Linked DNA regions of Homo sapiens: regions 1, 2, 4 and 5 are each linked to region 3. Evidence: chromatin loops called from intact Hi-C (ENCODE). Cell type or tissue: PC-9. All regions are shown on one strand. Region 1 has its middle 32 kb from the start of SMARCE1. Region 2 has its middle 22 kb from the start of EIF1. Region 3 overlaps LOC105371777 (a long non-coding RNA gene). Region 4 overlaps KRT19 (keratin 19). Region 5 overlaps LINC00974 (long intergenic non-protein coding RNA 974).

Evidence for each region. Hi-C counts contacts between places; a loop is a spot of excess contacts. Peaks named below come from ENCODE experiments on the same cell type or tissue, not always from the same donor. Only the 100,000 strongest peaks of a DNase experiment are listed, where the experiment ranks them.
Region 1: a loop joins it to region 3, with 15 times the contacts of the local background. A loop is called at or near these places in 8 of 110 quality-filtered maps.
Region 2: it touches region 3 in a loop (7-fold over the local background); 83 of 110 quality-filtered maps call a loop at or near these places.
Region 4: it touches region 3 in a loop (11-fold over the local background); 9 of 110 quality-filtered maps call a loop at or near these places.
Region 5: it touches region 3 in a loop (20-fold over the local background); 80 of 110 quality-filtered maps call a loop at or near these places.

The regions. Positions count from the first base shown.
Region 1 is chr17:40,613,439-40,618,438 of GRCh38, reverse strand. No RefSeq gene overlaps it. Among named protein-coding and RNA genes, the nearest start is that of SMARCE1, 32 kb to the left of the region's middle. RefSeq lists enhancers at 2,661-3,250, 3,531-3,650. In PC-9, a CTCF peak has its summit at 2,626 (motif pointing left); DNase peaks (open chromatin) are centred at 628 and 2,658; H3K27ac peaks cover 349 bases.
Region 2 is chr17:41,664,440-41,669,439 of GRCh38, reverse strand. No RefSeq gene overlaps it. Among named protein-coding and RNA genes, the nearest start is that of EIF1, 22 kb to the left of the region's middle. RefSeq lists enhancers at 1,950-2,179, 3,050-3,179, 3,600-3,689, 3,210-3,727, 3,728-4,247 and a silencer at 3,240-3,479. In PC-9, CTCF peaks have their summits at 2,077, 2,276 (motif pointing right), 3,135 and 3,341 (motif pointing right); DNase peaks (open chromatin) are centred at 2,269 and 3,379; H3K4me3 peaks cover 1,498 bases; H3K27ac peaks cover 929 bases.
Region 3 is chr17:40,907,194-40,912,193 of GRCh38, reverse strand. All of the region lies in intron 1 of LOC105371777 (a long non-coding RNA gene), which reads right to left. Among named protein-coding and RNA genes, the nearest start is that of KRT20, 24 kb to the right of the region's middle. In PC-9, a CTCF peak has its summit at 2,723 (motif pointing left); DNase peaks (open chromatin) are centred at 2,173 and 2,653; H3K4me3 peaks cover 371 bases; H3K27ac peaks cover 4,059 bases.
Region 4 is chr17:41,519,517-41,524,516 of GRCh38, reverse strand. It overlaps KRT19 (keratin 19), which reads left to right. Exons shown (of 6, transcript NM_002276.5): 4 at 1-138; 5 at 249-374; 6 at 520-900. The coding sequence ends at 774. Among named protein-coding and RNA genes, the nearest start is that of KRT15, 3.1 kb to the right of the region's middle. RefSeq lists enhancers at 1,975-3,174, 4,288-5,000. In PC-9, no CTCF peak of the experiment used is centred here; DNase peaks (open chromatin) are centred at 566, 1,996, 2,516, 4,486 and 4 weaker places; H3K4me3 peaks cover 4,330 bases; H3K27ac peaks cover 5,000 bases.
Region 5 is chr17:41,546,345-41,551,344 of GRCh38, reverse strand. LINC00974 (long intergenic non-protein coding RNA 974) reads left to right here. Exons shown (of 3, transcript NR_038442.1): 3 at 480-1,739. Among named protein-coding and RNA genes, the nearest start is that of LINC00974, 5.6 kb to the left of the region's middle. RefSeq lists enhancers at 1,983-2,032, 1,572-2,185 and a cis regulatory region at 3,063-3,423. In PC-9, CTCF peaks have their summits at 1,918 (motif pointing left) and 2,119; DNase peaks (open chromatin) are centred at 1,394, 1,934, 2,334, 3,234 and 2 weaker places; H3K4me3 peaks cover 3,548 bases; H3K27ac peaks cover 4,894 bases.

The sequences.
Region 1 (5,000 bases), 290 kb after region 3:
GTTTTGCCATGTTGGCCAGGCTGGTCTCGAACTCCTGGCCTCAAGTGATCCACCCGTCTCAGCCTCCGAAAGTGCTGGGATTACAGGCGTGAGCCACCACACCTGGCGCAAAAAAAAAAAAAAAAAAAAAGTTGCACGAGGGAATTAATTTTAATTCTCCTTTCAACTCATAGGGCGTAATTATTTTGTCCATCTTCCCACCCTACTGCTGCCAGAGGTTGTGTCAGAACATGAGGCCAGAAGGGAATCCACCCAAATCGTGTCGGATTAGCTTAGCTGCCTCCAGGCAGGCTCGGAAATGTAATCAGAGGCTGGTGTCCTTCCAAGAGACGATCTTTGAAGGATAACAAACCCAGGCTGCCATCAAAATGAGGAGATGGAGACTGATTCAACAGCAGTGCCAGGCAAGCAGCAGCGTCTCACAGCACAGGTTGTGCACGACGGCTAAGGAGGGAAAGCGGCTGCAGGGCACGTTCTCAGCTGCAGAGGGCCCAGCTCTCAGGATCAGAGACAGGTCCAGGGCTACCTCACAGCACCTCACACCACGGGCCCCTGCGACCTCCACTCCTTGATATTTCACAAAAGGCTTGAGATTGTGCAAGTGTTAAAGACAGGACACTTCCTGTTTGTCCAGTTTCAAACCTCTACAGATGTCAGTAAAATGACAGCACATTAAATTCCCCACCCAGGGCCCAGCCCAGCACTCAAGGCTTCTCCCCAGGGATGACTGGGCCTTGATTGAGGAGAAAGAAGTAGGTATTAACTTGTAGGATATTTGAGTCGTTGTTAAATCAACTCTGTCCATTTGGAAACATGGTTCTTGGGTCAGAGGTGGCTGCTCTTGGAGGTGGTCCCATCCCTTCACTCTTTATAGCTCACCCTACTCTGTACCCCCAGAAAGAAGGAGCTGGAATACATCTGTGTGGAATTTCTTCTGGCCTCACCCTGAAAACCAACCCTCTCCCAAACTGGTAGACTGGGTAGATTTCTACACTGCCAGAAATTAACAAGATTTCTACCCCCTTTCTCCTGCCTAAACCAGCAAACTGGTCTGTCGTTCCCAAGCGCCCGGCTAGGTGCCCCCTGAGCCCACAGTCCTGATCCTCATGAGACTTCAGCTCTTCCAGATTCCTGGGAGAAATCTGCTATGGACCCTCCTTCCAGCTCTCTCCCCGGCCTCTTCCTGGAAAGCAAACAGCCACTTCTTCAGAAAATAAGATGGTAGACAGAGGCCATCCTCTGAGATCCAATGATAAATCTTGTCCTTTTGCTCATGCAGTACTTACTGATGGCTTAATGAAGAGCCAAGTGATGGGGGAAACTCAGAGGTGAAGGAGACCTGGGTTCAGCCCCAAGGAGTCAGAACCTTGGAGACAGAACAAAGAAATGAACCAAAACCCTCTGGCAGTTGTCATATGCATGGCCCCCTGAACCAGGGGAGCTCAGAAAGGGAAGACAGGCACTCCTAAGGGAAGGCCTCATGGAAGCACAGCTTCTGAGCAGTTGGGAGAGGGCAGCGGAAGTGGAGAGAAGGGGATTGCATGAGGGAGTGAAGGCTCTATGGGGAAAGTCCAGGGCAGAGATGGGAAGGAGCAGAGACTAGCCAGAAGGACAGGAGGGGCTGGCCAGTGCAGGCTGGGAGAGGCTCAGGGCTCTGATCCCCAACCCAGACTGAATCTAGGATCAACTCACCATACTTGTCTGAGAGGCATAAGAATGGGCCTCGGAGTGCATGAGGGGGAGAGGGGCCCTGTGTACCCAGGTCCTACAGTGGCTCATTTTCAGCCCTGCTGGCATGCCAAATGGCCCTGCGCTTGATCTCTGCCAAACAAAGTGAAGACTGCCCCTTCTCTCCTGACATCCCTGATCCCCAGCTTCTCTTCCAGTCCCAGTTTCCCAATCCCCAGCCAAAACTCCCAGGAGGCAGGAGAGGACCACCTAATCTCCCTTCCCAGCAAGTCCCCTTTCTGTTCTCAGTTCAACTGAGCCACACTACCGCCTTTCCCAAAGGGCGATGGGAACAGGGACCTGAATTTCTGGGACCATCTCTATTTCAAATACACTGGCCCCCTGGCGCCTTGGACCTTCACACTTGCCCGGTTGTGTGTTGCTGATTTTTAGTGCAGAGCATGAGGTCACCAGAGCAGGGGGCCCTGGATTGGGAGACTATGCCCTGGGACTGGGCATCAGGGCTCCAACGTGCAATGGTGAGGCTGCCTTGGTCCTGTGTAGCGCTCCCTCTCCTCCCCTCCCCACCACGCTTCCATTCCATCCTCACACTGTGTTTGTGTCCATGTCTGTCTGCATCAGGAGAACAGCCACCTCTTGGAGAACGAGGGCTCCATCTCATTTGCCTCCAGATTCTCCCTGCTTCCCACTAGCCAGCTGCATGTTTTGAGTTGTCAATGAAATCTGTTAAACAACAAGAAAATTTGGAAACATGCCTACTGGACTCTGGGGAAGATACCCCTGTCTTGGCAGTAGATACTGCACTTGGGAGCTCTCAACTGGGAGGGCTTGGGCCTTGGAGTCGGAGATCTCCAATAGCCAGGAGAGGCTGGTGGTTGGGAGAGATCAGCAGATGCTGAATCGGTGCTCGGAAGTCCAGCTCCTCCGCCTTCCATGGCCGAAGGGCTCCACCCAGAGGACAGTCAGCTTAATCCCTGTTCACACAGACCTTTCTCCACCAGGTGTAGAGAAGGCTCTGCCCAGCTTTCATGAAGAAACTCAGAAACCCCCAGTGCCTCTCCAGAATGACTGTAAAATACCTCCTTCTGCCAGAAGAGCCAGTCCTCAGCCCTTCCCTCCAGCCCCAGGAATGCCCCCTGTCTGCAAATAAGAGTGGAATTGGGGCAGTTCAGAATTCTGCCTCCCACCTGGGGGAGCTCTGAGAACCAAATGAGGCAGGCTGTAGATGGGAACAAGCTACAAAAAAAAAAAAAAGTACACAGCACTGTTCAAACCCTAGGGGGTTTTTGGTTGTTGTCTACAAGGCAAGAGGTGCTTTAAGAAAATTCTCCCCTCCTGTTTTCACTTCCTCTTCTCTCTCTTAACCCTGGGAAGGGGAAAATCCTACAAAGATTAGCAGCTGATGTGTGAAAGAACCAAAACAACATTCTTCTAGTTGCATTTTAACAGTATCTTCTGGCAGCCACCACGGGACTGGGTTCTGATGTTCCCAGCTCAAGGCCAGAAAGAATCACTGGATCAGAATGAAGCGTGCAGTTGGAAGAGATCTTAAAGGCCCTCTAGTCCAATGCACCAACACGCTGTCCTGTTAAAGTGTGTCAAATTGTGCCCTGGAGCATAGCCGCCTCCAGGTGAAGGGTGAGCACTACCATATCGGCAGCCCTGTTGAGGACATTGGCTCTGGGTTATGCTAAACCACATGGGCCCACTATCCACTCACCTGCGGCAGGGGCCGTGTTGTATTTCAATGGCACAGAGAACCCAGGGATGCCCTCATCCTGCCCAGCCTTGTTGTGATCCTCCTCTCACAACAAGTTCCCGGGGGAGCCAGGCCAAGGAGCTCATGAGAGGAAATGGGAGTCAAAGTCCCGCTGCTGTCCCCAGCTGCACCCACACCAGGGATGTCACCGAGCTCTGAGAACAGTTCCTAGACTAACTGGTATTGATCGTAATGAATCTTTGTGCTACACATGGTGCAAGGCCCTGGGATGAGCAAAACTGGGAGCAACCAGTAAGAGAGAAGGACATGTTCAGAGGGTCTGGGAAGTGGGAAAATGAGGTGTGAAGAGTGTAGCTAAAAGGTGGCCCCAGCAGGCCTCTGAGGGAAACCAAGCCATGACACACACTGACACTCTGCTCCGGTGCTGCCCCACACCTCCCCAGCCTGACGAACGCCTGCCCTGCTGTCAGGATGCAGCCCAAATGTGCCTTCCTCTGCAAAGCCTTTCCCAGCATCTCCACTTCCAGAGAGAGACCGACGCGCCCCCGTCTGTGGCTTAGACAGTCTGTGTCTTCTACCAAAGAAGGTGTTTCCAGCCTGAGGCACCATGGTATCCCCCAGAGCCTGGCTCATGATGGGTATTAAAGAAATATTTTTAATTAATTAATTAATTTTTTAACAATAGGGTCTCACTCTGTCACCCAGGCTGGAGTGCAGTGGCACAATCATAGCTCACTGCAGCCTCCAAGTCTTGGGCTCAAGCGATCCTCCCACCTCAGCCTCCCAAGTAGCTAAGACTACAGGTACACTGCTCTGTCTGGATTTATTTTTTAATTTTTTGTAGAGACAAGGTCTCGCTATGTCACCCAGGCTAGTCTTGAACTCCTGACCTCAAGGGATCCTCCTGCCTCAGCCTCCCAAAGTGCTGGGACTACAGGTGTGAGCCACTGCACCTGTCCTGAAGAAATATGTGTTGGCTTTCATATTTGTGCCCCAAGTGACTAATACAATATATTACAGAATAGAAGCTGGGCAAATATTCCATGAATGAATGAATGAATGAATGAATGAATGAATACCAAATGGTTATAGGGCTCACATATGGCCAGCCCTAACGACAGGTAACCTATCTCCCACCATTTATGTTTCCCACAGAGCTTCACAGAGAAGCAACCACTTCACTGGAAAGACCAACTCAACTCAATAAATATTTACTAATATTTACAATAAATATTACAACTCATCCAATAAATATTTACTGAGCTCCTACAATGTATCAGGCTCTGTTCTAGGTGCTGGGGACACAACAATGTACAAAACACAAAGCCCTCTGCCTTAGGGAGTTCCCATCCAGTGGAGAAAGAGGCCGACTGTGCCGGTTGTGTCACGCACACTTGCTCTTTCCACTCACACCTTCCCCCTCTCCACCCCAGGACCCGCTTGTGATCCTGCCTCCTTCCAAGAGAACCTGCACCTTGATTTCCCCTTCCCAGCAAGTCCCTGTCTGTCCTCAGTTCAACTAAGCCACACTACTGCCTTTCCCAAAAGGCAATGGGAACAGGGACCTGAATTCCTGGTCTCATTGCCCTTT
Region 2 (5,000 bases), 760 kb before region 3:
CTTACATAGCACTTTTGTATGAGGCCTGTCCTGACCTCTCTTATTATTATTATTATTTTTTAGATGGAATTTCCCTCTCCTTGCCCAGGCTGGAGTGCAGTGGCGTGATCTCGGCTCACCACAACCCCCGCCTCCTGAGTTCAAGTGGTTCTCCTTCCTCAGCCTCCCGAGTAGCTGGGACTACAGGCGCGTGCCACCACGCCTGGCTAATTTTTTGTATTTTTGGTAGAGACGGGGTTTCACCAGGTTGGCCAGTCTGGTCTCAAACTCCTGACCTGAGGTGATCTATCTGCCTCGGCCTCCCAAAGTGCTGGGATTATAGGTGTGAGTCCCCGTGCCCAGCCTTGACCTCCCTATTTTGAATTGTACCCCTCCCCGCAGTCTTCCTCCTCTCCCTTTTTCTGCATTACTGCTCATTTCCCTCCAGGACATCATCTCCTACACCCTGTAATTTACTTATTTATTTTGGCTGTTAGTTAATATCTGTCTCCCTCACTGCAATCTAACACCGTATTCACTGAAGTCCCCCAACGGAGTGAAGAACGTGCCATCCCCAAATATGCCAAATTGGCATAGTGATTATTTTGAGCTGTAAATATTGGAGAAATTGTAGTTTTAGAAAGGGCGAGCTGACCTGTCTTTTCCTGTATGCAGTAAGCCATAAAGATTCCTCTCGGAGGTCCCTTCTCTGGATGAGAAATTAGCTCTTATCTTCACAGACTGGGAAGTGAGGCTGCAACAGACCTGAATAAATAAACTTTCCAGGCTGGGTGTGGTGGCTCACACCTGTAATCCCAGCACTTTGGGAGGCTGAGGTGTGTGGATCATATGAGGTCAGGAGTTCGAGACCAGCCTTCAGAGACCAGCTCTGGCCCTCCCGGATGCCTCTGTCTGCCCCCGCTTCGGCTGCTGCGCTGTGCCAGCAGGTCCCGCAGGGCTTCACATTCCTCACTCAGGTCTTCCATTCAAGAAATGTTCATTGACTGATACTGAGCAGGCCACTGGGGTGAGTGGTCAATAAGACCCAGCCGCCACACTGAAGTAAAGTTGGTGGGGAGACAGACCACAGTCACGCACCATACAGGCCATGATGGGCAAATGTCAAGGGTGTACGGGGCAGGGGCATCACAGCTACGGCACCCAACCCAACCTGCAAGGTATAGGAAGGATTCCTGGAAAAAGGAACCACTAAGCTAAGACCACAGGGCAAGTGAAGCTCAGCCAGGCAAAGGGAAGACGTGGGCCCAAGCTGACTAGAAAGGCCCAGAGGCCATCATAAGACACTGGGAAGGGGAGGGGCCGGAGCAGTGCACAGGGGCCAGACCACGAGGGTGGGCAAGGGGGTGGGGTTTATCCATCTCAAAAAGAAAAAAAAAAGATAAATAAATAAAATATGAGTCAAATGCATGATGGATTAAGCTGCTTTATTTACTATAAAGTCTGTACACATATGAGCAATAACTATTACTTCCTCTTTTATTAATGTATTCTTTCTGGCTTCCTGAAGGACGTCTTCACTGGGATGTTCTGCCAGGAACTTAAACCCCAGCCCTGGTCTCCCCTGCGTGGCCCCTGACTTCCCAGCTCTGCCAGTGGCACCACCATCCGCGTCGCTCATGCCTCCTCCTGTTCTCCTTCCTTCCTAATTGCTCTGAAACCTCACCCATTTGCCCCCGTTCCCCAGCTATCATGCTCTTTTCCTGGACAGACTTCTGGTCAAGCTGCTGGCTTGCTCAAAGACCTTTGTTGGCCGCGTGGCCTAAAGGGTTAAGTGAAACCTCCTACCTGGGCACTGGAGGACCTGGCCATGCTGCTCTCCCCTTCACAGTTGACCTAGACTTGGGACAAGCTGGATTCCTGAGAATCCGTGTTTCCTGCCCCTGTGCCTTTGCTCAGGCTGGTCTCTCCGCCTGGAGCGCCTTCCTTCATCTCTGTTTGCCCCAGCCCCGCCTGCCCTGTAAGGCCCAGTCTCGACACGGCTTTGCTGCAGGAGGGCTTTCTCGATGTGCTTCGGGGCAGGCTGCCTCCACCTTTTGGAACCTTTTGCACGATCTTCTATTTTGGGCGGTATCTGGCGCCGAGTTGAGTGTTGGATCATGTCATTTGAAGGCCATCCTACCGAACTGTAAGCTCTTTCAGGGCACGGGCTGCGTCTTGTCCCTTTCTATGTCCCTTGTAGCCTCAGCATGGGGCCCGGTTTCACTCAACCCAAGGGTGACCCGGCATTTCAGGTTCAATGCAGAGCGGCCTGACAGGCACACTTCCTGCAATGGCCACAGGATGGCAGCACAGACCGGGTTTCGGCACCTAGGCGCGCCTCCCGCACCCACCGCACTATTCAACGTTTCTCGACCCTAGTGGAGTACCCGGTCCCCTGGAGATGTTGTGCAGGAGGGTCCCCTCTCTAGGGCTGGGGGCTTTAGGGCTGGGGAAGAGGCACCAGGGGCAGAGCCTCTGGACCCCACCTGGAGTCCTGTAGTGAGTGCGTTTCCTCCCCTTCCCAGCGGCCCCTTTTCCAAGAGAGAACTTGCGGAGGGGGGAGGGGGTGGGGGGTGAGGAAGGAGCACTAGGGAGGGAGTCGGCGGGTTTGGGTCCTGGTTCTGTGCTGCGGTCCTGGGCAGGTGTGGTGTGTAACGGGAAAGGGCCTGTCACAAAGCGTGGCAAATGTGCTCGTGGCAGATGCCCACGAACGTTTGTCTCCCTGTCCTCTGGCCTCCACCTCCCCTGCAATTTTCCCAAAGGCAAAATGATGGGTTGGACAAACGATAGGAAATGTAGCCACGTTCGCTGCGCATGGGGCAAGGTGGGGGTGGGGGTGGGGTTTCCGGGGCACCAGATCGCTCTGCTCCCATCTCAAGGCCCCTGCTTCTGGAGGCAGGGTTAGCTCCACGTAGGCAGAGGAAACACCCCGGGTTTCTTAGGATTCTTGCTGTGTGACCTTGGGAAGTCCCCGCACGCCTCTGGCTGCAGCTGCCGCCTGTGAAAGAAGGGGCTGCACTTCCTGGATGGTGGAAGGTTGCTAAGGTAACCACAAAGTGCCCGCTCAGCAGCAGCTGCCGTCATCATCATAGTTATTATTATTAGGGTTTCGTCCTGTGCCAGCATTTGACAATTCTAACCCCACCTGGAGGCCTGCTAAGAGAGCAGGCGAGGGCTGGTGATCATTTAGGGATGCCTAAAATGTTTGCAGGGGGAGCAGGAGAGAGGAAGGACAAAGGATGTTCATGAGGGTCAAAGACCTGGGTTTGGGGCTTCTCGGGGCGAGGGGGTGCGGAGGGAGGGCCCCAGATCGCGCCTTCTCCCTTTAGGTCTGGTCCCGGGGTGGCGGCGCGCGTGCGCAGGAGGAGGCCGTGGGCCCGGCCAGCAGAGGGCGCCGCGAGCACCACGCCCGGGCTTAGCTGTGCGGGGCTCCGCCTTGCTGCGCAGTGGGCAAGCCGGTCTGGCTGCGATGGGGGAGGGCTACGCTGGGGAGCTGCGGGTAAGGGCAGCTGTCACCGTTTTCAGTTGTTGGTCGGTGTCCTGTGTGGCATTGTGGGTTTGCCTGTAACCACCACATGTTCATTCATTTAACTAGCACGATCAAGCACCCACAAGTTTCAGCCACTGCTGGGAGTAAAGAGGGGAACGAGGTGCATGCCCGGAGAACCCGCACCCACCATCCAGGTGACAGAGGTCAGCCCAGGGCTGGGGGAGCTTGGAGGAGGAGCCGCCTACCTGGAGAGAACAGGCGAGGCAGACAGAAGGCAGGAAGCACAGAGAGCCCGCTCGCAGCTTGGCAATGTGGGGAGCTGAACAGAGCAAGAACTGTTTGGGGCCATGCTCTCGAACACTGGCCCAGGGCCGGCGATGTCGAAGCCATGATGAATCCAAGGCTAAACTACAGCAGACACAACGGCTGTCCCTAAGGGGGTTATAATTGCGTGCGTGCGTGCGTGTGTGTGTGTGTGGGTGTGTGTGTGTTGGGGGGGGCGCTGGGGGTGGGAGGCTGGGGCGTGTAGGCAAATACCAGGACTGGAAAAAGTAGAGTCCTAGGATCTCGACCCTCCTAGGCCGGCGGGGGTGTCTTGCTGCCTCCCTGTGAAGGTAGATGGGCTGCATGGGGGAAGGAGGGCCAGGTATGTGAGTGGGGGAGTGGACAGAGGGGTGGGGTAGGAACCAAGGGCAGCAGGGAGTCCAGGTGGGAGCAGTTGGGACGGGGATGGAGCAGACAGTCTGGTGGGAGAGTGAGGGGTGGGGGGGACAGTGGGGAGAGGGTGGCAAAGACTGCTTGAGCCTCTGAGCCTCAGTTAACTCAGAGGAGGTTGGCATAACACAGAGGGCAGTAAGGACAGGGACAATGGGAAAAAAAAAATAAAGTGAAGACCATCTTGGTTCCATTATGAGGAGTAGAGTGCCTGGATCAAGGAGGTGATGATGGTTCCATGTGTCCTGGGTAGGTCAGAGAGCAGGACCTGAGAGCATTAGAACTGGTGGCAGCCTTTCAGGCCATCTTATCTGATTCCTTTCTTTTATATATAGGGAAACTGAGGCTCAGAGAAGGGAAGGAAAGGCTACTCCCCCCAGAACAGAGTTCAGCTCTTAATAGCACTTTTTTTTTTTTTTTTGAGATAGCATCTTGCTCTGTTGCCCTGGCTGGATTGCAGTGGCTCAGTCATGGTTCACTGCAGCCTTGACCTCCTGGGCTCAAGTGATCCTCCTGCATCAGCCTCCTGAGTAGCTGAGCCTACAGATGCATGCCACCATGACCGGCTAATTTTTAATTTTTTTGTAAAGGTGGGCGGTGGGGGCGGTCTCCCTATGTTGCCCAGGCTGGTCTCAAACTCCTAGGCTCTAGCGATCCTACAGCCTCAGTCTCCCAAAGTGCCAGGATTACAGGCTCAAGCTGCCGTGCCCCATCCTGGTGGCACATTTTAAAATGCAGAACACTGACTGATAGGATCTTTTCTGGAAAAGGTCAGCTGGGGATAAACCATGTCATTGTCACCACCTCTGTTATCACC
Region 3 (5,000 bases):
CTTTCTACAGGAGACAAGGCATTCTCTGTCTCTCTCCTCTGTCCACACCTCAAGTGTGGATCCACCAAAGGTCAATAGGGCCCTAGGGAGGAGATGACAGCATGCAAGACTGCCCTCTTCCACCCATCCACACTGTCTCTCAGTCAGCCAGATATCAGAGTGGCCAAGACCAGGCTCTGTCTTAGACCACACTGTGGCTGTCTTAGCACAGCAGATATCCACAGCCGGACCCTCCCCATCACATGAAGCAGAAGGAAGAAATAAGTCCCCTTGTGACAAGCACTTGCCTGCTATATGTTTTTACAGCAAACAAAGGTTAAAACTACATCCTTCAGAGAGGAACCACTGAGTCTTCAGGCGACTGGAGAAGGGGAGCTGGGAGCCTGCACCTCTGAGCAAGCCAGAGACCCATGCTAGGGGGTCAGAGATTGAGCAGGCTGGGCAAGAGGAACCCAGACCCCTGCAGGTAGGGATCATGGTGGGTAGAGTCTGGGGCTGGGAATTCAAGGCTTTGATCTATTTCCAGTATCTTTGTCTTCATAGTATCTGATCCTCCCCGTTTTGCCCCACCAGACGTGAGTAAGGAGGAGAATTCATAGCCAACTCCAATAATTCTTTATAATAAAACTTTATAAGTGGTATCTGCTACTCTTTATTTATTTATTTATTTGTTTGTTTGAGACAGAGTTTCGCTCTGTCGCCAGGCTGGAGTGCAGTGTCACGATCTCGGCTCGCTGCAACCTCTGCCTCCCAGGTTCAAGCAATTCTCCTGCCTCAGCCTCCCGAGTAGCTGGGACTACAGGCACATGACACCATGCCTAGCTAATTTTTGTATCTTTAGTAGAGACGGGGTTTCACCACGTAGGCCAGGATGGTCTCGATCTCTTGACCCCGTGATCCGCCCGCCTCGGCCTCCCAAAGTGTTGGGATTACAGCCGTGAAACGTCGCGCCCCGCCTGTGCTACTCTTAAAGGATCCAAAGGATATCTAGAAGGGATTCACGTGCTCGTTTGGGTCCCACAGTACATCGAGGTTTGGGAGCCTCTCAGATATTTGCTTCCTGTCCTCAATTTTGTTTGGGTGCCTCCAGTAACCTCTGATATTTATATAAAACTATCTCACTGTAAAAGGGGCAAAGACCTAGTCTTCTGCCTCCAGGGCTTCTCCTGTGGTCATTTCTCATGTCCTCGCCATTGTGTCAGCCCCAGCTAAATGTTTCTTCTACAGGAGGAAAGGGAGCATGTAACCTCTTGCTCTCAAAAATGGAGAGGGGAAGAAAAAGTTTAAGATGGGTAAAGAGAGACTAAAACTGCAGGCAGCCGTCTTGTTTTCTCAGTCTCCCCTAAACCCACTCCAAGCTGGACGAAACCATCTGTTCACAGAAAAAGTACAAAGGAAAGAAGGGTTTGAGAATGTCAGGTAGTAGACAAAAAAGTTTCAGTTCCTACCCTTACAATGATCCCTTCTCTAAGAGCTGGCTCCCTTTACAAGACAACTCGTCAGAGTTTATTTCTGTACTGGCATTTATGTCTTCAAGGCATCCAAGTATCTTGTGGATCTTTCAACAGATCAAAAGGCAGAAAGAAAAATGTTCTTGGATCAACTCCTAGAAAAATCTGAAACCAGATTTTCCTGAGATATTTCAGGCCAGTCAGTGCCTGTCAGCTTTATACTGTGGCATCTTTCTTTTCAAATATGGATTAAACCCTGCGATGAATGAAAAGATTAAAAGCTCATCATTCCAGCAGCCTTAGTTTCTAAATTGTTGTGCTATCTCCTTAAAAACTTCTGTGCATTTGTATCACGCTGTCTGCTCTTCGGGGCCACTGCTTGTGTTGCAGGGAAGACACAAAGCATGAGAGTTCCGAGCAGTGGGCAAAGATGCTTGTCAAGAGTGTTATAAGGGGGACCAGGCATTGGGAAAGGAGTTGAACCTGAGGGACTTTCAGATTCGATTATTTTCCTCTTAATCGGAGAAGAGTTTGAGTTTATAAACAACATAAAATAACAGATATATGGAAGATACTGACGTTTTGGAGGGCTATCAATAAGATAGGGCGTGGCCAAATTACAAATAAAGTTTATTAGGACACAGTCATGAACGTTTGTTTGCATATTGTCTACAGCTGCTCTTGCACAAGGACAGCAGAGTTGAGTAGTTGCAACAGTCTCTCCAGCCCACACAGCCTAAATATTTATGACCTGGCCTCTACAGAAAAGAAAAAAAAAAAGTCCATCCCGTACTATAGATATTAGAGCAGGAGAAAATGAGTTGAAATTACAGCAGAACAGTCAGGCCTATCTCTGTCAATATCTCTGACAATTGAAGGGGGCAGGCTATTAAATCTAAAGTTGAGAGGGCCTTGGCCCCTTCGCATGCTATTAAAGATGACTGTGGGTCATTTCAAAAACACCTGGATGGTTTAGAATAGGTGCAATCATTTAAAAGATTGAAAAGCATCTGCTTTTCCCCCAGGTAATTCATGTTTAGGGAACAAGTTAAAAATAGAAGATATATTTTGCTTTTCACTTTTAAAATTGTATAGCTTCCCAAATATTTTTCAAGATAATTGGTCAGCTGTTGCTCACTCAGAAGTAATGCTGTTCTTGGTAAAATGCCAATTTGAACAGAGAAAGAAGGATGGTAATGGTGACTCACAAACCAGTTTCACCCGGAGCCTGGGAGAGGGTGCTGCGGCCTTTTGGAATAGGAAGGCCACGAACACCCCCTGCTGGCTATAGGGCAACATAAACCCGAACTCATCCTTTTTCCTGATCCAAGGCTCGGGTTGGACAAAGATCAACCATACAAGTCCTGTGATGGAATCAAGGAATATCAAACATTCATAATTCATGCCCAAGGGATGGTAGCATCTTGAAATTCAAGTAGTTTGTGTTACATGTACAGCAGCAAAGAACCACTACTAAAACAAGAGATAACCAGGTTTTCAATTATCTCCCTTAAACCTCCTAACCCCATTTAAAAAAAAGTTTTACACTACAGCCTTCTACATCTCATTAAACACAATTCCTGTAACAATGAAAAAAGAACTTTCTTCATCGTTTGAAACAGATCCTAGCCAAGGGTCTTGTTCAAAATAGTTTTAATCATATGAAATTGCCAGGATCCTACTCTGCTGACCCCTACAAAAGGCAACCTGAATAGAATTAGTCGGTCGACAATTGACAAAGATATGCAGGAGAGCCTGCAGCTGTGATGAGGCTGCCCTCCTTGACTGATGGACACAGGGATTGTAGGCTAGGGACTCAGGACACAGCCCTCTGTCCTCACAATTTTCCTGAGCCTCCTCTGAATTCCTCTGACTGATGAAAATAGAGGCTGGGATTTCAAGTATCTTTTTCTCATTTAGGCAACCCTGCTCCACATGATACATAAAAATTTTTAATTAAGCTGTTTTTTTTTTTCCTTTTTAACACCAGTGTCCCAATAAAGAAGCTTCAGGAAAGGGGAAATGTTAAAATCGTGATCCTGTCATTGCCTCACTCTCTGAGGCTCTAAGAACAGGAATGTTTGCTAATAGATGGAGGAAAGGCCCTGTTGACTGTAACTGTGGGACTGCATGGGGATTATGCTACACAGAGCAGTGGAAGTTGAGGACTGAGGCTGGGATAGATGCAGACTGTGTCAAAAAAAACAAAAAAAAAACAAGCATTAAGAGGTCAGGGACTTCTGACTTGAAATCACAAGGGTCTGAGAAGCAAAAACATTTTAAAAGGTAAGAATACTAAGCAAATTAACATGTGGACTGGTGCATGTATCTAAATTTTGCAATAAAATCAATGTGAACCTGGGTTTCATGACCACAGTGGCCCAAATAATAAGCCCTTCTGTTGGCCCATTTTTCAGAGGAGTGTCACCCACACACACATGAGTTATAGGAAGAGTCTGAAGTCAAATAACAATTAAAGAAAAAGGGTAGGACAGCAACTCAGTCCCACAATTGTCTTTTTAAAATTAGGCAGAAATTTAAAAGCAAATTCTAAGTAGACTAATTTGAAGGATAAAGCGAGGAGAAAGTATGGGTGCCCATACCCTGAGCTCATCAAATACTTTGATCTATTTCTTAAAATGCCCATGAGGACTTAAGGCAATGGACTCTAACTTAAAAACACAAAGAACTATGGCATCTGATTTTTCAGACTTGAAAACACTGTGACCCAATTCCATCCTCCAGGATATGAACACAGCACGCTTTATAATTCAGTAATAGCCTGAATTATATCCTTAGCCTACAACATTACGTCTCCCAGGAGATTCCAATATGCAGTTTAAGGATGAGGACCACTGGCTGAAAGGTTTCTTTTGAATCTAATTATAATTCAATATAAAACTGGGGATAGAGGCTGGGCACAGTGGCTCACACCTGTAATCCCAGCACTTTGGGAGGCTGAGGCGGGCAGGTCACGATGTCAGGAGATCGAGACCATCCTGGCTAACACGGTGAAACCCCATCTCTACTAAAAATACAAAAAATTAGCCAGGTCTGGTGGTGGGCGCCTGTAGTCGCAGCTACTCGGGAGGCTGAGGCAGGAGAATGGCGTGAACCCGGGAGGTGGAGCTTGCAGTGAGCCAAGATTGCACCACTGCACTCCAGCCTGGGGGACAAGAGTGAGACTCTGCCTCAAAAAAAAAAAAAAAAAGAAAAGAAAAGAAAAGAAAACTAGGGATGGAAAGAAAGGAATGAAAGAGGGAAGGAAGGAAAACAGGAAAGGAAAGGAAAGAAAAAAGAAAAGAAAAGGGAAGGGAGACAGAGAGGGAGGGGGGAAGGAAGAATAAAGAAAGAGAGAGAGAGAAAGAAAGAAAGAGAAAGGCAAGCAGGGAGGGAGGGAGGGAGGGAGGAAGGAAGGAAGGAAGGAAGGAAGGAAGGAAGGAAGGAAGGAAGGAAGGAAAGGAGGGAGGGAGGGAAGGAGCTCTACAGCCACACAGCATATCCATCCGTTACAGGAGCAAATAAGAAAGTCAATCTTCCAGCAGAGGA
Region 4 (5,000 bases), 610 kb before region 3:
GTGGGAGGCCAGGTCAGTGTGGAGGTGGATTCCGCTCCGGGCACCGATCTCGCCAAGATCCTGAGTGACATGCGAAGCCAATATGAGGTCATGGCCGAGCAGAACCGGAAGGATGCTGAAGCCTGGTTCACCAGCCGGGTAGGTAGAGGGAAGCAGGCACCCTTTGGGGGTTAGGAAGGGGAGGGCTTTGTGTTCCCTACGCGAAGGTCTGACTCAATGCTTATTCCCTCTTCTTCCTCTCTCTGCAGACTGAAGAATTGAACCGGGAGGTCGCTGGCCACACGGAGCAGCTCCAGATGAGCAGGTCCGAGGTTACTGACCTGCGGCGCACCCTTCAGGGTCTTGAGATTGAGCTGCAGTCACAGCTGAGCATGGTATGTGTCCCCCCACCGCCGCCGCTTCCCTGTGCAATTCACACTTATACCCTTGCAGCCTAGGGCAGCCTGGCCGGTGGCTGTGCCCATGCCCTCTCCGGGAACCAGGCTCTGCTGAGTCACAACCCCCTCTCCCTATCCTCAGAAAGCTGCCTTGGAAGACACACTGGCAGAAACGGAGGCGCGCTTTGGAGCCCAGCTGGCGCATATCCAGGCGCTGATCAGCGGTATTGAAGCCCAGCTGGGCGATGTGCGAGCTGATAGTGAGCGGCAGAATCAGGAGTACCAGCGGCTCATGGACATCAAGTCGCGGCTGGAGCAGGAGATTGCCACCTACCGCAGCCTGCTCGAGGGACAGGAAGATCACTACAACAATTTGTCTGCCTCCAAGGTCCTCTGAGGCAGCAGGCTCTGGGGCTTCTGCTGTCCTTTGGAGGGTGTCTTCTGGGTAGAGGGATGGGAAGGAAGGGACCCTTACCCCCGGCTCTTCTCCTGACCTGCCAATAAAAATTTATGGTCCAAGGGAGGAAGGACGTTTGGTTTATTATTTCAGCCCATGGAGAGAATAGGTCGTTCGGTTTGTTATTTGAGCCCATGGAGAGATGGGTCCTGCCTTGGCCCTGTTTAGGTTTTATTTGAACCAAAGTTCACTCTGTCCCAGGAAAGGGAGGGGAGGGTACTCACATACTTTGCCTGTAATGGTAATTCCTGTTTACAGAAGTCTTCATTTATTTAACCCGTTCCTTAAAATAACCTCATGAAATAAGCATTGCTTCCATTTTACAAAAGTAAACTAAGGCTCAGAGAGGTGAAGTGTTTTTTTCTATATGTAACTGCTCTAATGCATGGCAAAGGTGGGATTTGAAATTGTTTTTGCTTCTAGATTTAGTTTTCTTTCTACTCTACTCCCCAGGGCGTTGAGGTATCTGTGTGAAATTAATGTTTATTGAACACCTACTATGTGCCATTGAATTAAAAACAGCCCTAAAAGGTAGTATGAGCTGCATGTTATAGATCAGGAAATAGGCTCAGAGAGGTTCAGTAACTTGTCCAAGGCCACACAGCAACTACATGGTAGAGCCAGGACTAGAACCTAAGTTGCCTGATTCTTAGCCCATGGTGCCAGCCCCTGCCAGGTGGTCTCCTGGAGTTGACGCCACTTGTGCCGGTCTTGCTGACATTCCAGTCTTGTGCCCTATGAAGGCTCAGGCCGGGGATCCCTAGGGGCAGTTCCTCCCGACACATTTCTCCACCTCACTGAAACTGGGGGTTTGGGGCCAGGCATCCCGCTTGGAGCAAGGCTGGGGAGGCTGTACCTGTCAGTGTGTGTTGTGTGTGTGCATGCACTAACACATTCACCCATTTTTGGGGCAGCCCTGCATAAGCCCTTTAACGCCCACCAGCCCATACCTGGGCCCAGAGCCCAGAATGGGACCCAGCAGTGACCCAGACCTCCCACAGAGACCCCAACCCTGGCTTGCCTGGGGCCTGCCCTGGGCCAGCAAAAGAACGAAGTCCCAGCTTCCTGGTACAACTCTGCCCTTGGGTAGGTATGGCCCTGCTCCTGTGGTTTACATCTCAGCTGCCAAGAACTGAGGCCAATTCAAGGTAAGGAAGAGGCCCCAAAAGAAGTCCCACTTCTTCCTGGTGGAGAGGTGAGGGCTGCAGGCCCAACCCTATGAGTGATGGGGGCAAGTGAGGGACACTAGTTCCACGCCCGCATGCTGCCAAATGTACTCAGCACCCTGCTAAGGAGGCTGGAGACCCCATCACGGCCATGGCAATCCCGAAGGAGGAGCTGTTTCAAGGTTGGTTATGAACATGTAACCCCAGAGCCCCGCTGCTGTAGCCTGGACTGGGACCCCCTTCTGCCCCCTCCCTAGCTGTCCTGTTCTGGCCTCCAGCACCCACAAACCACCACCCCCAACTTAACTTCTCAGGAAGCCTTGGAGCTGGAGGGAGAGGCCTGGCTGCACCCCCAGCTGGGACTGCCCAGAGGCGCTTGTCCCTGCCCATGAAAGCCTCCCTTGTCACAGCTGAAACCTTCCCTCTGCCTCAGGGGCCCCTGGAATGTGGCTGCGGGGCGGGGTCTGGGCCCACACAGGTGGGGCAGGTGACTGTCAGGTCTCAGGCCTGAGTGTCAGGAATGAAGCCTGCCTTTGTGTGTGCACAGTGCAGGGTGGGGCTGGACTGGGGACACTTTTCTGTCTCAGCCTGGAGACCTGGGATAGGAGGGAGAGGGGAGTGGGGAAGTTGAGGGGAGTGCCTTTACATCCTGCTGGTCATCGTGGCCACTTCAGTCTGTTGAGCATTTCCTGTGAGTCATCTTGCTCCAACTGAGAGTCAGGCTGAGCTGGAGTTATTTCCATTTTCCTGATTGGTAGACTAAGGCTCAGAGAGAGGAGGCGGCATTACCCAAAGCCGCACAGCTGGTAAATGGGAAAAGAGGGGTTTAAAGGTAAGTCTCTGGGCTCCAGGACACACCCCCTCTCCCTGGCATTTCCCTGGGGAACAGGAGAGGTGTGGGAGGGTTCTAAGGTTGTTGGAGACTTCATTCTCCTTGTGCCCTCAAATGCTCACTATGGCCCTGAGGGGAGTCTGTGTTAATGGCCTAAGTTTAAATCAGGAACCAGGCTCAGAGAGGCTGAGTCTCTTTCCACTGGGCTGCACTGCCTCATTCTAAGGAGAAAAGGCCAGCTCCACAGATGGCCCCATCTGGCTGCAGTGGGCAAAGGTCAGAAACTGGCACAGCATCCTGGGCAGGCTGCCTGGGGCAGGGCCCGGGGCTACAGCCTGGGCTGGGGCCAGACAGAGCTTTATCTTCGCAAGGCCATCCCACCTGGTGCTAATGAGGAGGCTCCGGGCCCCACCCAGATCTGGAGCTCACAGTAGCGGTTTGGACTGAAACCAGGGATTTGTGCGTGGGGCAGTGAGGGGGGCAGCTGCCGCCCCTGGCCTGGGCCTGAGAGTATAGAGAAAGCCACCTCGAGGGGCTGCTGGAGGAGAGTCAGGTGCAGAAGGGGATCTGGCTGGGGTCCAGCCCTTCCTCACCCTGGGGTGAAAGGCGAGTAATTGTTCTTGAGTTAATTGCTGGGGCCACAATGTCTGCAGAGGCTTTTAATGAGCTCTGGATGATCTGAGTTTGATTATTTTTCTTTCGGAGGAAAAGACAATACCCTCCCACCCATGAGACAATACCACACTGTCTGTGCCCAGCATTGGAGGCCAGGCTCACTGCGAAGATGGATGAGAAGGAACCCACCCCCAGCCTTGCTGGCTGGCAGTTCCCCTTGCCAGCCCAGCTCAGATGCAGGAATTTGGGGTCTGCAGGAAGGACTCTTTCCCTGTGCCCTGTTTGGTTGAGGGTGTGAGGACCTGTTTGAGTCCTGGCTTTGCCCCTTACCAGTGGTGCCACCTGGCACAAGTTGCTTCACCTCTCCAAGTTTCAATTTCATTCTTTCTGAATCTTGGGTGGGGGTCACCCTCTGTTGTGAGGATGAGAGGAGGTGATGGATGCAAAAGTGCTTTGTAAATCACAAAGTGCAGGGTAGAAGTAAAGGATTATGCTATTATAGCAAAATAAGAACCTAAGAACAACCTGCGTTGCCCCATAGGAGCTGGCTATGGAAGGTCGATGCCGTTGAGCCTAAGAACATGCTCAGGCTCACAGGGCATGTTCTGATGCCCAACGACAAAGCCCCTCCTGGTGAGGGCACTCAGGCGCAGGTGCCGGTCATGCACCCTGGCCCCTGCATGTCTGGCACCTGGGTGGGGATCCAGGAGGGGGCAGGATGGGGGCTCTTGGGCCACAGGGCTTCCCTGGAAGTGAGAGTTGAGAGCGCCCCTTGCCACAGGGAAACAGAGACTTAAAAAGGTAAATGTCCACAGTCTTACCATGGTAATTGGTAGGGTCAGGATTTGAACCCAGGCCTCACAGTCTTACCATGATAATTGATAAAGCCAGGATTCAAACCCGGGCCTGAGGGACTCCAGAGCCCTGTCCACTTCACCATGCTGCAACCTGGGCTAGGAATCCTCCTCCTGAGTTTCTGTAAGCCCTGGGGCCAGGTCCAGAGGGCTGAGCCACACCTCCAAGTGGCACTGCCCACAGGTATCAGGTGTCCCTGGAAAGGTGTCCCTGAGCTGGTGGCAGAGAAAAGGGCTCTCCTGAGTGTTCAACTCCCCGTCTGTGTGAAGCAATGCCTTGGTCTTCAAGATCTCCGGTGTCTTCCAGCCTGCCTGCCAGTCTCCCTTCTCTTCCCTTCCACAGCATTCAGGCACATAGAGCCTTCTGCAGCGGCCCGTCCCCAGCCAGCACTTGACAGGACAGATGGGGGCTAATCTGGCCCTGCTAAGCAGCGACATGCCTCTCCTGGAGAAGGCAGGGGCTTCCTGGAACTTGCCCCAGCCTTATCAGCGGAGGTTTGCCCCAACACATCCCAGAAACGAGCAAAGGTTCAGCGCCGTGCAGTTGGCAGGTGTCGGGATCATCAGTCATCCCCTTGTCAGTCCCAAGCCTGCTGGGCTTTTGTGAGGGTGCCAGGAACACAGGCTGGAGGATGGCAGGAGGGGAGTAGAGGTGGGAGGAGGGGAGTCCATCTGCAGCACCAGGTAAGGGGATGGATG
Region 5 (5,000 bases), 640 kb before region 3:
GCAGTGGTGCGATCTCAGCTCACTGCAGCCTTGACCTCCTGGTTCAAGTGATCCTCCCGTCTCAGCCTCCTGAGTAGCTGGGATTATAGGCACCCGCCACCACACCTGGCTAATTTTTTGTATTTTTAGTAGAGACGAGGTTTCACTATGTTGGCCAGGCTGATCTCGAACTCCTGACCTCAGGTGATCCACCCACCTCAGTCTCCTAAGTAGCTGGGATTACAGGCACATGCCACCACACACGGCTAATTTTTTGTATTTTTAGTAGATATGGGGTTTCACCATGTTGGCCAGGCTGGTCTGGAACATAATAGTTCTTAACTGGAACCCTATCTTGAGTTCTTTGGGCCCCTGGATTTTCCAGTGTATGTTCCCAGGGGTGTTAATTAATATAAAATAACCCCAAACAAAACTCTTGTGATCAAATCCAGTGGAAAACATGGAGATAAACAAACCAAACCTTTTTTTTTTTTTTGCAGGACTTCTCAAAGCTTTTGGCCTTGGCCTCCCAAGGTGCTGGGACTACAGGCGTGGGTCACTGCACCTGGCCAAAGCTTTTGTTTGCTTAAAGTGCTTTGTAAGTTTATAAGAGGAGGCTACAGAACCCAGAAATCACCTATGGATTTGACCACGAGATGCGCTGCTGAATTCATGGTGGGAAATGCTGATGATCTCTGATGGAGGCTGCTGGGTGGCTGCTGCCCTCACCCTGACCTGTCCTCCCCAGCTGGACGGGGGACTTCTAGGAGGGGGAGGGTCCCCACTGAAGATGGACACATGTCCTGTCAGAGTTTCTGAGAAGCTCCAGCCCTTAGGCAGAATGGGACAAGGAGAAACAGACTTGGGTCTGTACTCGGGACTGCAGAAGCCGAGCATGAGGAGTTGTGGGGACAGTGCCCCTCCTTCATCCCCACCTCCCAGCCCCCCAGTATCTCCTTCTCCCCCTGATCCTTCCCTTGATCAGGCCAGGGCCCTGTCATTGTCCCAACAAATGCCTACCGCCAGTTCATCGCACCTTGTTTTCTCTGATGTCCTCGCAATCACACACCTTGTGCCCCTGAGCTGGGTACACGATCCTTTGCAATGTGTGCTACGAGAACTGTATTGCTAATAATAAAGACAAAATTTAATGACTCCACTGGCTGAGCTTCTGGTAGGTCCCAGGCACGTTAGACAGACTATTTCATTAATTCTCACCTCGGCAATTTGAGGAAGGTCTTGCTGTCTCAGTATCCTGAGTCTTAGACAGGTTCAATGACTTGCACAAGGTCACATAGCTTTTAAGTGACAGGGCCTGGCTGCCTTGGCTCTGAAGTGAGTTCTCTTTGCAACAACCTACCCAGCTGAGCCCCTCCTTTGTTTAGAGAAGGCTTCTCCTCTGAGCTGGGAAGATCCAACTTTGACCCTCAATTCTCAGATGACAGTGGTTCAGTCAGGCAGGAACTAGCTGTACTAACATGTAAACAAGTCACTTCTGCAAGGAGAGGCAGAGGCCAGTGCTTGCGCGAGCGTGACTGATAAAGGAATGGGGCGAGGGCTGAGGACTCTCTGGCTCTACCGATTTATGATACTGAAAGTCATCAATCTTAAAGAGAGATCTGCATTCCCCAAGCTTTCTTCTCCCTGAGGGGCCTCTCCTATCTCTCGCCAATATTGTGGCTCCCCTCAGCCGCAGGGGCAATCTTTCTGGTTTTCTCTTAGGTCCAAACACGAACCAAATAAAATCCTCTTTTCCCTTCTCTTGGTTCTCTTCTCTTCCTTTCCCTTCTTGGTTACACTTTGGAATTTTCAGAGGAAAAGTTTGCCAAGTCCAAGGAAGACTTTATGGAAATGAACAAGAGCCTATAAAACCCCATGAACTATCCATGAACGATATAGCACGGTGTGAACTGTTTCCTTCACAGCTGTGGCTGCAGCGGCCCCTTGTGGCCATGTTACACGCCAGGAAATTGAGCGTCAGAGAAACCACAGTTTTAGCGCTGGGCGGGGAGCTCTCTTTCCTTAGAGAGGTGGCCTCCTCCACTCTTTTGTGGCCCAGAGAGGGGAAGACACATGCCCAGGGCCACAAAGGTAGAATGCAGGCATTTGGACTTCCAGCCCTCCTAGGGCTCTTTCTCTTGTATTGCTCTCAGCTCAACGTCCCTTTGTTGCTGTAGGGAGGCCAGGGAGCAGCCTGGAGTGTGGGGCCTGCCTTTGCCCAGACAGGCTCCCTCTGACCGTTCCTCTCACACAGCACTGAGCAGGGTCAGGGGTGCAGAGGGAGGCGGTAGGAGGGAGCCCGCCTGCAGGCAGGTTGGCGAGTCCCCTCGCGGCCCCCAGGAGGCGCTGTGAAGCCGAGTTGGCGAGGTCCTGGGCTCCTCCCGCACCGGTGGCGGAGGGAGATGTTCAGTCTGAGGACAAAGGAAGCTGCACCCCGCCTAGGGACAAAGGAAGCTGCACCCCGCCTGGGGAGCTTGCAAAGACGGGGCCTTGTGGCCGGCAGCCTGCCCTGTCCAGAGCCGAGGTTGGCTCCAAAGCGGACATCACCGCCTCTCTCCGGGCTCCGGTGGCGGGCTGCTGAGGCACCCCACAACCACCTTCCCCAGACTTCACTTTGCAGACGCTGCTTCTTCTCTCTGAGCCTCTGAATGCCCGGTGAGGTGGGCAGGGCAGGATCCCTGTTCCTGTTATGGACTGGAAAACAGTTTCACAGAGGCCGAGGGCTTGCCCGAAGTCAGCCAGCTGATGAAAGGCGGAGCCTGGCCTCAGGGCTTTGGACCGCCAAGTCAGTGCCCAAGCCCTTTCCTACACAACTCATGGCTTCCCGGAGTTTGGCTCAGGGTAGAGGGGGAGATGCTATAGAGGAAGGCAGGAGCCTTTGGAGTCAGCTCCACTACCACCTGCCATGTCATGTAACCTCCCCGAGCCTCAGTTTCCTCATCTGTAAAATGGGCAGTAACCCTTGGAAGGTTGTTGTAAGGAGTGGACATCATGGATGTCAAGAGACAGCAGAGTTGCCTGATCCAGTGTGTCAGTGTGGGGGCCATGGGGCTCTGTCCACGTGTCAGTACAGCCACCTCCTTGGAGATCCAAGCTGGGAATGTCAGAGCCTGGCTCTTCCTCGTTGAGGTGCAGTGAGCTGCCTTAGTCTGCGGTGCAGGGCGTGGGGGTGGACATGCTTTTGCTGCTGTGAGCCAGTGCAGAGATGGAGCCAAGAGAGGCCAAGTTTGGTGGAGTCAGGGACGGGGCACGTAGGAGGATGGTGGGATGAGTCACTCGCCAGCTCAGATTGTGGTGTGAAGGGGAAGGAGTGTGGAGGCCGGGCCAGGCCTGGCAGCACCAGGCACAGACCTACCAGGAAGGGAGGCAGCCCTCTGGGACCAAGGCATGGCACCCTGCCAGTCCCACTTGCCCAGCCTCTGCGCTGCCCGGAGCTCCCTAGGGGTGAGGGTGGGCAGGAGAAATGTGTCCTGGGACCTGTCAGCATGTGGGTCTGTGTGGGGAGAGACGGGGTGAGGGTCTGGCTGCTTTTTTGTCCTGCTCACAGCCTCTCCTGGTCAGTGCCAACGCCCTTCTTCCTGCCTGTGTGCTGGGGATGGGGAGTGCCCCTCCCAGCCAGCCATCATCTAAGACAGACAGACCGAAGCAGTGTTCACACATCTACCAGGCGTGTTGCACCTGGCTGTCCACGTAGATGATCAGCCACATCTGCATCCACCAGGGGCCCCACAGAATATGACGGACTCTCAGGGTTGACCGAGTGTAGAAAGGGAACTATTTCTGGAGGTGTGGACAGGAGCAGCAGGGATCAGACAGCCCAGAGCAGAGCAGTGGGAAGCGGAGGGATGGGAAAAGGGAGTTTGAGGGGGTGTGGCCAGGGGAGGGCTGCCCTGCAGGAGCCTTAGAGCGAGCAGCTGCAGCCAGAACCGTGGCTGGGCAAGGAGAGGTGGGGGGATAGATACACAGGCCCCTTTCTTCCTGTTCTCCATCTTCCGCTGCTGCCTACTGATGGATGGCTGATTCCAATGGGGCAGTTGGAGGGAAGGGAGCCAGTGACACAGGGATCATCCTTCCAGGTACAGAGCAGGACAGAGGAAGGTGGAGAGTAGATCTAAGGATCCAGGGAGAATTATCAGCCCAACCAGTGGTTGGGCAAGGGGGCACAAATATGAGCCAGACCCCAGCCTCAAGGAGCTCACTGGCTGGTAGAGGGGATAAGAGCCAATGAATTCTCACCCATATAGGAAGAGGACAGTGCCTGGGAGAGGGTCAGGTAAAGCACCAGAGGGGCTCAGAGGAGGAAGAGCGAGTGCCAGGGATCACAAAGGCCTGAAGGAAGAGGTGATGTATGAGTTCCACGTTGCTGCTGTAACAAGTGGTGGCAAACTCAGTGGCTTAAAACAACACAAACTTACTATCTTCTAGGCCTGGAAGTCAGAAATCTGAAATGGGCCTTATGGGCTAAAATCAAGGTGTCATCAGAAATGCTTTTTTTCTAGGGGCTCTACGGGAGAGTCTGTCTCCTGGCCTCTTCCAGCCTCCAGGGGCTGCCTGCCTTCCTTGGCTTGTGGGATCTTCCTCCTTCAAAGTGCCTCACTTTGACCTCTGCTTCCATGGTCCCAGCTCCTCTCTGTGACCTTGACCATCTCGCCTCTCTCTTACAAGGACCCTTGTGATTACTTTGGACTCAATCGGATAATCCAGGATAACCCAACCCCCATTCCAAGATCCTTAATGTAATCACATCTGCAAAGTCTCTTTCTGCCATGGAAGGTACATGCTCACAGGTTCCGATTGGCGTATCTTTGGAGGGCCATTATTCTGTCTACTCCAGGCAATGGTGAAGAGGCACAGTTTCAACCTGTGACGGCTGAGGGGAAGGACCCTGCAGGTGGATAGGATAGCCTGAGTAGAAGCAGGCATTTGAGAACCTAAGCACTATTGGCCAGCACCTGTGAGTAATTGCAGGAAGACTGTGATTTTGGGGGACAGGGCTGGAAAGCCAGCCTGGACATGGCCAG